2 separate regions of the Mus musculus genome follow, and region 2 is linked to region 1. The links are chromatin loops, found by intact Hi-C in ENCODE. Cell type or tissue: left cerebral cortex. All regions are shown on one strand. Each heading gives the region's core, and the rest is flanking DNA. Links, peaks and the distances in the headings are about the cores only. Region 1 holds the start of Lrrc25 (leucine rich repeat containing 25). Region 2 has its middle 4.9 kb from the start of Lsm4.

What was found. Hi-C counts contacts between places; a loop is a spot of excess contacts. Peaks named below come from ENCODE experiments on the same cell type or tissue, not always from the same donor. Only the 100,000 strongest peaks of a DNase experiment are listed, where the experiment ranks them.
Region 2: it touches region 1 in a loop (2.4-fold over the local background); 19 of 42 quality-filtered maps call a loop at or near these places.

Annotation. Positions count from the first base shown.
Region 1 is chr8:70,614,534-70,618,917 of GRCm38, reverse strand. Lrrc25 (leucine rich repeat containing 25) reads right to left here and starts at 2,074. Exons shown (of 3, transcript NM_153074.3): 1 at 1,892-2,074; 2 at 554-1,356. The coding sequence starts at 1,347. In left cerebral cortex, for the core only: no CTCF peak of the experiment used is centred there; a DNase peak (open chromatin) is centred at 2,100.
Region 2 is chr8:70,666,128-70,670,511 of GRCm38, reverse strand. No RefSeq gene overlaps it. Among named protein-coding and RNA genes, the nearest start is that of Lsm4, 4.9 kb to the left of the region's middle. In left cerebral cortex, for the core only: CTCF peaks have their summits at 1,261, 1,465 (motif pointing right) and 2,637 (motif pointing left); a DNase peak (open chromatin) is centred at 3,269.

The sequences.
Region 1 (4,384 bases), core at 308-4,307:
TTTTCCCTGGTGGGTCACCCTCCACAGGCAACTCACAAATTTCTCAACTCTCTCTCTCCCCTGCACCCCCCCCCCCCGCTGGGAAGTGGGAAGGTAGGTGGGGACAACAGCCTAACAGCCTTACTCATTTTATCCAGTCCTCACCTGCTGTGCATCCTACAAGCCACAGGGAGATTCCATTGATGTCCCTATAGCATGGGGACACAGACATCCACGAAGTCAGGAGCCCGGGCTGCTGACCTTTCACCAAGCCCTAGTTGACCTGGAGCCTGGCTTCCTCCAGAGGTATGAGCTGGGTTTACAGCTCACAACGTGGGGACTGGCCCCTTGGAAACTTTCCAAACTCTTACCCCAACCCCTAAAGGGGAGGGGAGGCCTGCAGCCCTCATCTGAACATATGAAGCCACTTGGCCACACAGCCTGCACAAGGCCCAGCTGACAGTCTCAGGCCAACTGCTGAGTAGCTGGTAATTCCGCTGACTCTGACGGGGCATGCCTCTGTCCTGCTAAAGCAGTCCTTGTTCACTGTGGGCAGGGATCTATGGTCACTCACCTGGCTGCAGACCATGAGCAGTCCTCGGCCGGCTGGCCAATAAAGACATTCTCATAATCCATTGTGAACCTGCTGGGTGGTGAGTCTGGGGCCTTGGGGCCAGGTCGCCGGCTGCTGTACCTTGGCAGGAAATCTGTCACTGGTTTGGGGATATCGTGTGGGGACATCTGGGCTTTGCTGAGGCTGTGCTCACTGGCTCTGCGGCGGCGGCGAAGAAGTCTCCAGGCCAGCACAGATCCACTGACAGCCACAGCCAGGGAGATAGTCCCAGCAACAAGGGCTCCAATGGTCCCCGGGCCCCAGCTGGGGGGACAGCTGACCTGAAGGAAGGTGGAGAGGTTCCTTGGAGCTTCGGTGGCTGGGTGTAGACACAGTAGCTGCTGCTGCCCGGAGCAGTTCTGGCGGAGAGCATACCAGGAGGCCAGCCCACAGCTGCAGTCTGCCTTGAGCTCCAGGTCACAGCGCAAGGCCAGGGACCTGTCCACACTGTCCAGCTGGTTGTGGGTGACAATCAGGGTCTGCAGCTTTTCCAGCTTGTCGAAGAAAGCCCCAGGGAGCACCTGCAGGCCATTCTTAGACAGGTCCAGGACTTGAGCATGGCTGGCCTGCAAGGGGCTCCTTGGCAGGGACAGGCCAAGGCCACTGAAATTGAGGCAGGTGCCATTAAATGTCTGAGTCCAGTCTACCCTGCTCGGGTGAACCATGCAGGTGAGATCTTGACTTCCTGACTTGTGAAGCAGGGCCAACAGCATCAGGAGACATAACCACAGCAACCTAGTTCTGATGCTTCCCATCCCAGCAACCTGTGTGGTAACACCTAAGTTAAACACTGGTTTGGTTTTGTTTTAAATACAGATTAATAATTCAAACCATGTAGTGGCTCGTGCCTTTAATCCCAGTACTCGTCTGGCAGAGGCAGGTGGATCTCTGCGAGTTCGAGGCTAGCCGGGTCTACTTAGTGAGACCCAATAAAACCCAAATAAAGCACCCCAACCAGTTAAGGCTTTTCTGACATGGAAGCCCATGGCCCCTGGCTGGCCACCTTTCTCTGGGTTTCCCTGGTTCCTGGGCCTCCAAATGCTGGTCTGTGAAATGGGTGCATCCTGCACCTGCCCACCACAAGACTAGACTATCCCACCCCCACACACACCTGCCCAGGCTTTGCATCTCTGCAGCACCTCTCACTGGCCAAGACACAACCACACAACCGTATGCAAACGAGTTGTTGTCCTGGAAACCTCCTAGCCCGATCCTGGCCATCTTTCCTGCAGACCCTGCTATTATTCTACATTGCCCAATCCGCGAGTGAGCTGGACGCGACGTTGCCTTGAGTCTCACCTCCTGGCCTTCGTGATGTCTCGTAAGCCTCAGGGTCCTAGGGTCTGGGTTGGGGTTCACAGCTCCTGGTGCTTTCCACCTGTTAATCCACGCCTGCGGGAAGACGGGAAGACGAGTAGGTGTAGGAGTGGAGGGGACAGCAGAGAGCCCTCTGCCAGCCTCAGGCTCTCACGAGAGGAGGAGGGGCCTTACTGTCCCACTTCTCTCTTGCTGTGACCTCACCCTGAGCTCCTTGGCCCGCAGCTTCCCCTCCACCCGCTTCCTGATCTTTGCTGGGCTCTGCAAATATTCACTCAATGAACAATCACTTAAAGTGCCTCAGCTCTGGGCAGGTACTCGGGGGACATCTGGTCCTGGAAAAGGTCAGAACTGGACAGTGATCAGAGGTCCGATCCCCACCCCCACGCCCCGCCCCAAATAGAGGCAGGACAGGAAAAAGGGACAGAATTCCACAAGGTATCTAAGAAGAGATAGCTAGCAACACATAGCTAGGAGTTGTCAAGGAGTCTTAAAACCTGTCCCTAGGGCTGCAGCGATGGCTTAGCGGTTAAGAGCATCGACTACTCTTCTGAAGGTCCTGTGTTCAAATCCCAGCAACCACATGGTGGCTCACAACCATCTGTAAGGAGATCTGATGTCCTCTTCTGGAATGTCTGAAGACATCTACAGTGTACTTACATATAATAAATAAATCTTTAAAAAACAAACAAACAAACAAACAAACAAAAACTGTCCTTACTTCTCCAAGCTCCTAACCCTCACAGGTGCTTCGTGGAAGTTTCTGCAGCAGGCTATTGGAAAGGGGCTGTAGGGACCAGCTAGGGGAGGGCACATAGCTGATAAGTGCCTGGCAGGCAGCAGGAGCTAAGACCCTGAGGCCCAAGGAGCAGCTGGGTAAGAGGAAGCTGAAGGGGGAACTAGAAGTGTGGGCCTCACTCTCACACTGGTGGAAATGGGTAATCCAGAGCCAGCAAGTCCCGGGGCCAGTGGAAACCAGGCTGGAGTATGCTCAGGGGAAGGGAGGAGGTTGGGGGTATGAAGACCGAATCTGTATTCCTGAGGCAGAGAGACATGCCAGGCTATCAGAAAGAACCCCACCCAGGGAGAGACTGTCCTAGAAGAGAAAGTGGCTAGGCTGTGTGAGGTCATAGGGTCGGGTGACCAGCTCTGTCCTTGACCCCCTTGGGGACGATACCTATGTAGAGGCTCCATGTGGCAAGGCTGACAGGGTCGTGGGATACAGGAACCCTAGCACTTGGGGGCCTGGCCTATGCTGGTAGCTGGGTTTGTGTGTGTTCCCTGACCCTGGTGAGGCCTTTGTTTTGTTTTGTTTTGTTTTGTTTTGTTTGTTTGTTTTTTGTTTTTTCAAGACAGGGTTTCTCTGTGTAGTCCTGGCTATCTTGGAACTCACTCTATAGACCAGGCTAGCCTTGAACTCAGAAACATGCCTGCCTCTGCCTCCCAAGTGCTGGGATTAAAGGCGTGCGCCACCACCGCCTGGCTTGGTGAGACCTTCTTGGGGCTGTAGATTGTGCTCAGCAATTGAGGGAGCTCAGACACAGCCCAGCTGTGAGCCTGGGGTTTGGGTCCCACACGAGCAGCCCAAGTGTCTGTGACATGACATCCCATGTGGATGACCCTGAGCAACAGCTGTCAGACCCGACGACGACATGAGCTTTAGCAGCTTCCACCCGCTCATGACACTGGGGCTCAGGGGCTCATTTTTAGGGTGTGGAATATTCTGGAAGCAGAGATGGCAGGTAGGACAGAGGACAGCTGACAAGAGACTATTCTCTCCCTCCTCCATGTGGTCAGAGGCTGACCTCAGACTGTCAGGCACAGTGGCAAGCGCCAGTCTACAAAAATCTTTGAATGAAAGCCACAGAAGCCAGAAGTGCCCTCAGCCACAACCATATATGCTCAAAGACACCTCAAAATATCCAATGATTCTTAGAGACACCCCTGAGACCCTCAAAGATATTGAGAGACCTCCAATGTCTCCAAAGTGCCAGTGACACACACACAAAACTCCCAAGATCCCTAGACAGCTCTCAGTACCAAAGTCCCCAATATATTACACCCCACAATTGAGCTCTGCTGTCCTAATGCTCCCGTGCTGAAACAGCCTGGGCCCCCCACTGTCCCAGTCTCTGAGGTCAACTCTACCTGCTGCTTGTCCCCCCACAAATGTCTGACACCCCAGAAATGCCTACTCCTGCCTACAGCCTTCCCTGCAGCCAGGCCCTAGGTCCTGCTATACTGACCCCTTCCTGGCTCCCATGAAGACTGTGCAATGGGCACTCCATTCTTATTAACAGGAAGGAGGAAGGCTGCGTGCCAGGCTGCTGACCAAGCAAAGACCAGGGGATGGGCTGTGTGACTGGGTACACTGAGAGTCATTGGTCAGATTAAGATTGACAAGTGAATTCGGTCAGCGGATGGGACCTCATAGAGGACTCGAAGGCTTCACAGAGAAGCACTCAGGAAACTAGG
Region 2 (4,384 bases), core at 298-4,297, 52 kb before region 1:
GGGTACATGTGGCCTCCTGTGGCCTTCAGAGGCCAGATGCGACAGCAGCTCCTCCATCCCTCTCCACCTTGCTTGCTGAGGAAGCATCTCTTACCTAAACTGAAGCTTTCCTTTCTGGCTAGGCTGGCTGGCCAGTGAGCTCCCGGCACCTCAACGTCTCTGACTCCTCAGTGCCAACTCATGGATGGCTGTGCCTTACTTTTTACATACGCATTTTTTTTTTAATTAAAAAATTGCATTTACTTAGAAGCATTCAGAATGTCAACAAAAAAGCCGCATTTTTCTTTTTTGCAATTAGAGTGGTCTTCAGTTAACAGAACAACAATTACTTCATATAAGCTGCATCAGAGACATCTGAAGATGAAAAAACAAAACAAAAATAAAACCAAAGGCCGGGCATGGTGGCGCACGCCTTTAATCCCAGCACTCGGGAGGCCAGGGCTATACAAAGAAACCCTGTCCCGAAAATAAATAAATAAATAAATAAAATAAGATAAAACCAAGCCAGGCGTGGTGGTACATGCCTTTAATCCCAGCACTTGGGAGGCAGAGGCAGGTGGATTTCTGAGTTCGAGGCCAGCCTGGTCTACAAAGTGAGTTCCAGGACAGCCAGGGCTATACAGAGAAACCCTGTCTCAAAAAACCAACCCCCCCAAAACAAAACAAACAAACAAACAAAAGAAAACAAAACAAAAAATAAACTACTGTCCCCATATATAACAAATTTGTGCTGTGTACCAAGAACCTGCTTAAAATTTCCATGCCAATTTACAACCCCCAGACTGTACCAGGCAAGGTTAGTGGCTATTGAAAATACCACCAGGACAGGGCTATCTAAAGACACATTCAGTAGTGTTTTAACTATACCAAAAAGTGAGAGAGAGAGAGAGACACACACATACTGTACACTTTAAAAAACAAATCTTACACACCCTTACATTTCAAATTTTTTCTTTAGAAGGAGTGAGTTGGGGCTGGAGAGATGGCTCAGTGGTTAAGAGCACTGACTGTTCTTCTGAAGGTCCTGAGTTCAAATCCTAGCAACCACATGGTGGCTCACAACCACCCGTAATGAGATCAGATGCCCTCTTCTGGATTGTCTGAAGACAGCTACAGTGTACTTACATATAATAAATAAATAAATCTTTAAAAAAAAAAAAAGGAGTGAGTTGTTTACAGGGGGGTTAAGTGCTTAATAAATAAGAAAAAAAACTGTGTGAGAACCAACTTATTTATTATGTATGAGTACACTATAGCTATCTTCTTTCTTCTTTTGTTTGTTTGTTTGTTTGTTTGTTTTCGAGACATGGCTTCTCTGTGTAGCCCTGGCTGTCCTGGAACTCACTCTGTAGACCAGGCTGGCCTCGAACTCAGAAATCCGCCTGCCTCTGCCTCCGGAGTGCTGGGATTAAAGGCGTGTGCCACCACCGCCAGGTTCTATAGCTATCTTCAAGCTATCTTCAAACACCCCAGAAGAGGGCATCAGATCTCATTACAAATGGTTATGAGCCACCATGTGGTTGCTGGGATTTGAACTCATAACGTCTGGAAGAGCAGTCAGTGCTCTTAACCACTGAGCCATCTCTCCAGCCCTTACACAGATTTTAAACTCAGATCCTTTTGCTTTTCCCCACCGGGTCATCTCCCTTGGGTCCCAAAACAAGTAGCTGGGGGATAGCAACTCATACCTGTTGTCTTAGTTAGGGTTTCTATTGCTGCAGCAAAACACCAGGACCAAAAAGCAAATTGGGGAGGAAAGGGTTTATTTGGCTTATATTTCCATATCATAGTTTATCACCGAGGGAAGTCGGGACCGGAGCTCAAACAGGGCAAGGACCTGAGGCAGCAGCTGATGCAGAGGTCACGGAGGAGTGTTGTTTACTGACTTGCTCCCCATGGCTTGCTCAGCTGCTTTCTTACAGAACTCAGGACCACCAGCCCAGGGATGGGACCACCCACAGTGGGCTGGGTCCTCCCCCATTGATCATTAATTGAGAAAATGCTTTATAGCTGGATCTCATGGGGGAATTTCTTCAACTGAGGCTCCTTTCTCTCTGAGGACTCTAGCTTGTGTCAGGTTGACATAATATGATGTCATCCCAGCACACATACCTCCATGACTGTTAGTCAGGATGGGCATCAGGGAGATGTGGGGCTAGCAGCCAGAGGTGCCCACCGGGGCATTAGCGGCACAATTGCTATGGGTATCACCAACGCTTACTGGATGGAGTAGAGTCCTGGTCCAGAAGAGGGCTTGTGTCTGCGTCTGCAAACAGGTTGTGGCTCTACACCTGTGGCTGGGGACCTCATTGGCCCCGTGGGGAAGCTACTGTTGTTTGCCTAAATGGTCAGGAAAGGGGGAGAGAAGGTGTGATGGAAATGTGTCAAAAATGTATGAAAGCCACCCTCCTCTGGCTGAACAAACACATGCTAATACAGCAGCCAGGGGAGAGGCAGGATTATTGCCATAAGTAGAGGCAAAACAGCAAAACTGCCTCAACATAACCAAAGCCAAAAGTAACAAAAGATCCAACAACCCCGGGGCTGGTGAGATAGCTCAGTGAGTAAGAGCACTGACTGCTCTTCTGAAGGTCCTGAGTTCAAATCCCACAACCACAATGTAGCTCACAACCATCTGTAATGAGATCTGGCGCCCTCTTCTGGAGTGTCTGAAGACAACTATAGTGTACTTACATATAATAAGTAAATAAATCTATTTAAAAAAAAAAGAACCAACAATTTCTCTGGAATGTGGGGAGCCTGGTTTGCATAGCAAAACACTTCTGAAAACAGAGAGAGAGAAAGAAAGAAAGAAAGAAAGAAAGGAAGGAAGGAAGGAAGGAAGGAAGAAAGAAAGAAAGAAAGAAAGAAAGAAAGAAAGAAAGAAAGAAAGAAAGAAAGAAAGAAAGAAAGAAAGAAAGAAAGGACAGAGGAGAGTTTGGGGAGATTGGTGTAATGGCCATGTCTTTAATCCCAACACTCAAAAAGCAGAGCCAGGTGGATCTGTGAGCTTGAGGCTAGCCTTGTCCACATAGCAAGTTCTGGGTACTAGGCAGTCAGAGTGTGAAAGTGGGCCAGCCAGAGCTTTGTAGTGAGCAGCTGTCTCAGAACAAAGTAACATGAACAAAAGGGGGGGGGGAGGCTGTGAGAAGGATCAGTGAGTCTCACTTGTCGTCAAGACTTGGTGACTTGGTCCATGACAAGCAAAGATTCCACACAGTCCTACGCATGCCAACTGGCATGCCAACTGAGCCGCAGAGCCAGGGCTGCTGGCTGCGTTAGTACTGTTTTCTCACTGTGTTCAGAGTGTTCCAGACTGAGGGTGCTGGCAGGGGTGTGGCCTGGTGGGGTGTGGTCCAACAGGGATGTGTTCTGCAAGACTCCAGACTGGTGTCAAACAGCCCCTAAAGTCACCTTTTGTTTACCGGGAAATGAGCTTAGACTGGGAACTTAAAGATTGTGTGGTCAACACACTGGGGCATCAGTCTCTCCTCCACAGTCAGATATAGAAAACAGCTGGAAACAGCTTTCTGACACCTGCACACACAGAAACCCAAAGCTTCCTGGGGATGGAGAGCTGGCTCAGGGGTTAAGAACACTGACGGCTCTTACAGAGGACTTGGTTCAGCTTCCAGCACCCATACACCAGCTCGCAAACACCTGTACTAACTTCAGTTCCAGGACATCTGATCTGACACCCTGTTCTGGCTCCAGACACCTGCACATGTGTGCTCAAACTCTCCCACATACAGATAATTAAAGGTATCTAGGGGAGGTCGGGCATGGTGGCACACGCCTTTAATCCCAGCACTCCGGAGGCAGAGGCAGGCGGATTTCTGAGTTCGAGGCCAGCCTGGTCTACAAAGTGAGTTCCAGGACAGCCAGGGCTGTACAGAGAAACCCTGTCTCGAAAAAACAAACAAACAAAAAAAACCCCAAAACAAAACAAAACAAAAGGTATCTAGGGGAGTTGGGGTGGCGTGGGGGCCAGACCAGAAGATAGCTCAGTGGGTGAAAGCATTGCCATGAAAACCTGGGTTCAATGCCTGGGACACAGGTAAAAAGGCAGGTACACAACACATATTTGTGATCTCAGCACCCCTGTGGTGAGACAGAGAGTGGAGGTTGAGGACTCTTCCAGTATTTCACAGGTCAACTAGCTCTGAGCCTTGCTGTGGGGGAAAAAACAAGAGAGACATGACCTGACCCTCAGAATATTCCCTGACCAAGCCCTGACCATGGCAATGCCCACCTGTTATCCCAGAATCAGAAAGTGTATCGGTCCAAGGGCATCCTCAGCTGCATAATGAATTTGAGGCTAGCCTGGACTACACAGATCCTGTCTCAGTAAAACAAAACAAAACATAAGAAAACACAGGCCGGC